Linked DNA regions of Homo sapiens: region 1 is linked to region 2. The links are chromatin loops, found by intact Hi-C in ENCODE. Cell type or tissue: ascending aorta. All regions are shown on one strand. Each heading gives the region's core, and the rest is flanking DNA. Links, peaks and the distances in the headings are about the cores only.

Region 1 (2,805 bases), core at 239-2,738, 63 kb after region 2:
TAGTTGCACATTACTTTTTTAGTTATCTTGGGTATTTTCTTACAGGTTGAGAATATCTACAAATCCCTTACCAATTTGTCACAAGAAGAACAGATAACAAAGCTGTTAATACTTAAACTGCGATATTTCACTCCTAAAGAAATAGCAAATCTCCTTGGATTTCCTCCAGAGTTCGGTATGTGGGATACGTGCAGAATTCAGCTTTCATGTATTAAAACTCTCAAAAATCTTTAGGGACTTGTGTGTCTAGGACTTGCCTAAACAAATGGGCTCAAGAAACCTCTTTCCTTTCCTGATCATGCCATTTATGGCATCTTTCTGCCCTCTTTCCCCTCATAACTGCCTCATTCGGTTCTCTACTGACTCATTCTCCCCCTCTCTAACTCCAGTAGTGGGTCACAGAGGTTGGCATGGCTAGAAGGGTCACATTGGCAACTCCTTGCCTCTTTCCACAGATGGCTGTGCATAGCATCCCCTTTCCAGCTTATTTTCTTTTCCAGAGGTCCTCTCCTAATCACCCCACACTAGAGCTTGTGAAAGAATGCTTTCGATTGGCTTTTTATAAATTAAAAGGCAGTTGAGGGATTATTTTCGAAGGGTGGGGGTGTATTGGTATTTATTCTCCTCAGAGATACACCTGTGTCAGCTGTGTGCCCCTATCCTTCCCTACAAGGGGTAGGTGGAGAAAGAGGAGGTGGAGAGGCTGTCTAGGAAGGAGCTTTCATAATGGAATGAAAGGGGGACTCAGAAGATGAAATTGACACAGGAGATGAATTGACACAGAGTTAATGAAAGATTGGGGATCTACAGCAAGGAATCTCAAGAACAAATGGGAAGATTTAGTTGTAGAGTGAGAAAGTCAAAGGCCTAATTCCATTGGCAGTCCAAGAAGTCCAGGGATTGGTGCTCTGAAGAGATTGGACACACTGCTTTGGCCTTCTCAGAGATGCCCCAGCCCATCTCCCTGATCCCACTACCGGGGCCAGTGCTCTCAGCTCTGAGGAGGCTGTGGGTTTCTTAGGCCTGGGGTGGGCATGCTCCCAGTACCTGGCTGATGGGCTGGGAGGAAGACTCACGTCCCTCGAATGCTTCCCTGGCTAGAGAAGGAGGAAATGTGCTTTTGAGGACTCTTGAGAGTTTGAATGCAGAAAAGTCAAACTTTGTTAAGTCCAATACTTTTGTAATATTAATATGGCACTATCCCTCAAATAAATAATGGGTTTAATAGATCGTGTTTCAAATTCTAAATAATGGATTTAAGCTGAGGTTTTGGAACACAACCATTTTGTACATAGGGAACAAACTGCCAATATAATTTGACTACTCTCTTGGTAATTGATTCTCTGAGTGTAGTCGCAGCAACCAGTTTTATTTTGTACTCCCTGCCTCTTTCTTGGTGATCTCATTTTTGTCCCAAATATCCTGGGGAGTGTTGTTTAAGAAAAACACAAACTTTCCTTGTAGTTTATGTCACAAAACGAGTGACAGCATTACAAAACAAATAGAAGAGCTGAGAATTAGACTTAAGAATTCTCATTCCTAGTCTGCTTTCCTAGCTACTATTTTTTTTTCCTTTTTTCAGATGAGCAATCAGACATACTCTTGAAGACAGAAAAGAGATTAACTATTCAATTAAAATGAATTCCTCAGCTTTTCTTCAGTGCTTTTTTGTTTTCAAAGGGCAGTAGTCACTTTGGTAATACTGAACCTTGGTAAGGAGCACAGAGCCCAGAGTCAGACTGAATGATTTCATATCCCAGCCCCACCTTAACCGTTCCCTTCTTTAGTTTACTTCTCTGTAAAATGAGGATGATCATAACTCCTGCTTCATAGAGTTATTGTGATAGTTAAATGAGTCAATGTTTATGAAATTCTTATCTAATATCTGAGACATAATGTAAAATTTGTTTTAGCTTTCATTTTTAGAATGAGCCATGTATTTACTTTTATAATCTTTATTTCATAAATATTTTTCTCATTTTTTAAAATTTTAAGTTGGTGAAATAGAATTTTTCAAAGCTCTTTGAATATATATGTATAATACTTAGAAAAACAGCCTTTGAAATTACTGAACCTCCTTCTAAAATACGTGATATGTTTTTGGAGTTGAGCTTACCCTGATGTCACCACTGAGCAGCACCGTGACACAACTGTCCCTCATGTGTGTTTCCAACATTATTGACCCTGGGTCCAAAAATGGGCATTGTTTGAGCTGTTTGTCTACTGGCAATGATGGATCTGCATTGATCCTTCCAAACCCTCTGTCCTGGTTCTGTGACTGGTGGTGTGTATTCTGCGGTAGCGGGCTTTTGAAGAAAAACACTAACCTGTCCTTACGGGTGAAAGCTGATATCTTGACCTTGTTCATCCCATGTTTCTTTGTTTTTGAGGATTATTATTGTTATTTTTAATGTATCTAAGTTTTTTAAAAGTTGTCTTTTAACTTAAAAAATTATGTCATTTTTTTCACAAATTGTTAGATTGGTAGAAAAGTAATTTGCCATCACTTTCAGTGGCAAAAACTTCAATTACTTTTGTGCCAACCTAATAGTTTAGATTTAAAGAAATATGCACAGATGCTTTACTTTCAGTGGCAAAAACTGCAATGCTTTTGCACCAACCTAATAATTTAGATTTAAAGAAATATGCACAGATGCACGCACACACACACACATGCACACACACATAGATATAATTTGTACGAATCTTACTTATTTGTTTTCAAACCTTTCTTTCCTTCTGAGGTAATTGTAATATTGCAAAAGATCATCTCTGGGATAGTCTAAAAGCCTGTTTGTAGGTACA
Region 2 (2,805 bases), core at 245-2,744:
CTTTGAGTCTTGCATAATGATGTGGCCACATTGAGACCTAGTTGAACAGTTTCACAATAACTCCCTTAAGTCAGAGGGCCTTGGTGAAATAACATTGACTTTTACTCTGAAATCCATGGAAATACAAAATTTACTGTTTTGTTCTCCTTGATAAAATATAGCATAATAACTAGTTGCTGGGTTACTACCTAAAACACAGGCCCCAAACTACAGCCAGGAAGGGCAGTTAGCAATTAAGTAAAGGAAATGACTATGACTAGTGGGTCTGAAACCCAACACACTGCCCATATCCTTCTTAGCATAGGGAGGCATTGATGTTACTTAGGCAACTTTTATCACTAAGGAAGTAGTTTTGGTGACTCATGCTCATAACAGAATGACTTATTTCAAGACCTGAGTGTTCAGTAACCTTACCATTATGCTTCTGTTTTCTTTTTTTTTGGACTCAGACAGCAAAGCTCCCTTTGGATGACATAGATTTATTACTTAGTAGTATATTATGTATTGGCTGTCCCACATTTTGAAATTTAATGGACTCGTGGTGATCAGAATAAAAGGTCAGTATTTCCTACAATATGTTGATACGTTAAAGGCAGAACTAACACCTCATTTTCTAAGCAGAACTATTATCTTATTAAATGTCTAAGTTGACATTTCTTGCCAATTTTTTTTTACTTAATGTAACAGTGCTGTTTCAAATACTAGTCATTATTTAATAACTAAAATGGAATGCTGAAGAATTTTATGCTATGACATAAAATGCCGTATTTTTTCCCCAAATATATGAAAAATGGAATTAAAATCTCCACTGAGTGTTGCTATTACAAAAGGAAGAAATCCTAAGGAAATTCATTGGCTAGGTTCTCGGTTCAGATTTACAGCCTACCTGCTTGATGGCCCAACAGCATTTATTTCTTGACAATTGACATTTTTTTCTGTGTTAAAAATAGCTGAGAAGTTGTAGAAAAATTAGTTAATTAAAAGAGTTATAGGTTGCTAATGTGTTTGGAGAGCTTTATGGAAGAACTTACTGTTGACAGAAAAAGCAAGCCACAAGCCAAGGACCTGAGCTGGCTTCTGGGGTAGTGCAGGAGCAACTTGGCTTGGGTTCCAGGGTTTGTCGGGAGCCTTGGAGATGCCAGCTTCCAGTGTGGTCAGCCAAGGATTTACCTGAATCACTAGTATACCTTTTGTCCTAATTCCAGAAATCATGCCATAAGTCTCAAAATTTGGACAGTGTTACTTGAGCTGTTTTTATTTTGCTTTCAATTGAGTCCTTTTCTGGTTTTAATTTTGTAGCTGGAACAGCTTGAAAAAGGCAATGAGTCATGACAAATATTTCTTTTCTTCTCAATATAGAAGCCTTCGATGTGAGGCCCAGGCATTGAGTACCATGTGTGCGATTCACAAGCCTTGGCATCTGAACAATTTTTTGGAAGGATCCATCAGGACAACACGTCGGGGGTGTACTAGTGAAGTGATTTTCCAAATGTGCTACTCAGACCTGTAGCATCAGCATCACCGGATAATTTGTTAGAAATTCCAACTGTTAGGCCCCACTTTAGACCAACTGAATGTGAAACTCTGGGAGTACGTGGGGCCCAGCAATTTGTGTTTTTACAAGACTTACCAGGTGATTCTGAGAACCACTGTGCTAGTGAATTGTTCCTGTCTGTGGCCACGTAGAATAAGAAAACCATAGGGTTGGAAAATGGGGAAACTGGTGAGTGTTCGCTTATGAGGAAATGAAGAATAGATAGAAAAGAATTAGTTAACTTTTGGAATTCAAAAGAGAAGCAGTTTGTAAAAGCCAGGAATTTGATTTGAAGGACTAATTGCTTGCAGAATCTTTGCTTTCTCAGAGAGGGGCAATCCAGATCACTAGGTTACCGTGAAATATGTTGGTATGGCTCTAAAATTCTAGAATAATCTCTCTAGTGAGAAAAGGCATACCTTTCCATATTAGGACAAAACTTCAAATCAGGTTTGTAAAATCCTATAAGATTATTGTATCCCATTGCCATGGCCAACTTGTTTGTCTCTGGAGATCCCAGTTTCTACATCTGAAAACCATATGCATTCCTGCTCACCAGGAATTATCTCGCTGAATGAAGCAAGAGATTCAGGATGTGTAAGAGAATTTATGAAGCATTTGGATTACCAAGAAATGTGAAGTATAAAGATCAAGAATGATTATTACAAACACTGATGGTAAAGAGGTGTTTCGAAGTCGATGCAAAAAATGAGTTGCTTATTTCAGTCTCTCTTTGATATATCTGCCTTTTTAGTGCTGACTCTATCATGTATTCACTATTTGATTTTCAGTGAATCACATTTTTTAAAGCTTTTAATCTGTTTCCTCAAAAAATATATTTTTTAAAAATATTTACTCAGGATTGTTGTGAGAATAAAATTGATTCGATTGATATTTCAAAAAAGAAATATATTTTTAAAAAATAAAGCAATACCATTTTTGGATATGCTAGTGCTCTGACTGTTATTTTATGTCTGGGTTGAGGAATCCTAAAGGACTGTTGACATAATGACATCATCCAGGGGTTTGGAATAAGAGTATACATCAGCAAGTTTTCTGATTACAAAAAGTAGCTATGTTTACTTTTCTGTTAATTCTCCTTCAGTGGAATGTTTCAATTTTCTCATGAGATGGGGGAGATCCATTTTTTTGAGAGCTCTGTTTTATTAAAGAAAGCAAGTCTGGTGGCTCATGCCTATAATTTTAGCACTTCAAGATGCTGAAGTGGGAGGATCACCTGAGCTCAGGAATTCAAGACCAGCCTGGGCAAC

The links. Hi-C counts contacts between places; a loop is a spot of excess contacts. Peaks named below come from ENCODE experiments on the same cell type or tissue, not always from the same donor. Only the 100,000 strongest peaks of a DNase experiment are listed, where the experiment ranks them.
Region 1: it touches region 2 in a loop (2.7-fold over the local background); 3 of 110 quality-filtered maps call a loop at or near these places.

Annotation. Positions count from the first base shown.
Region 1 is chr10:17,150,877-17,153,681 of GRCh38, reverse strand. TRDMT1 (tRNA aspartic acid methyltransferase 1) reads left to right here. Exons shown (of 11, transcript NM_004412.7): 10 at 46-175. Among named protein-coding and RNA genes, the nearest start is that of CUBN, 22 kb to the right of the region's middle. In ascending aorta, for the core only: no CTCF peak of the experiment used is centred there; no DNase peak of the experiment used is centred there; H3K4me3 peaks cover 834 bases; H3K27ac peaks cover 2,138 bases.
Region 2 is chr10:17,213,919-17,216,723 of GRCh38, reverse strand. VIM-AS1 (VIM antisense RNA 1) reads left to right here. Exons shown (of 3, transcript NR_108061.1): 2 at 450-557; 3 at 1,360-2,485. Among named protein-coding and RNA genes, the nearest start is that of VIM, 13 kb to the left of the region's middle. In ascending aorta, for the core only: no CTCF peak of the experiment used is centred there; DNase peaks (open chromatin) are centred at 1,107 and 1,423; H3K4me3 peaks cover 1,146 bases; H3K27ac peaks cover 2,500 bases.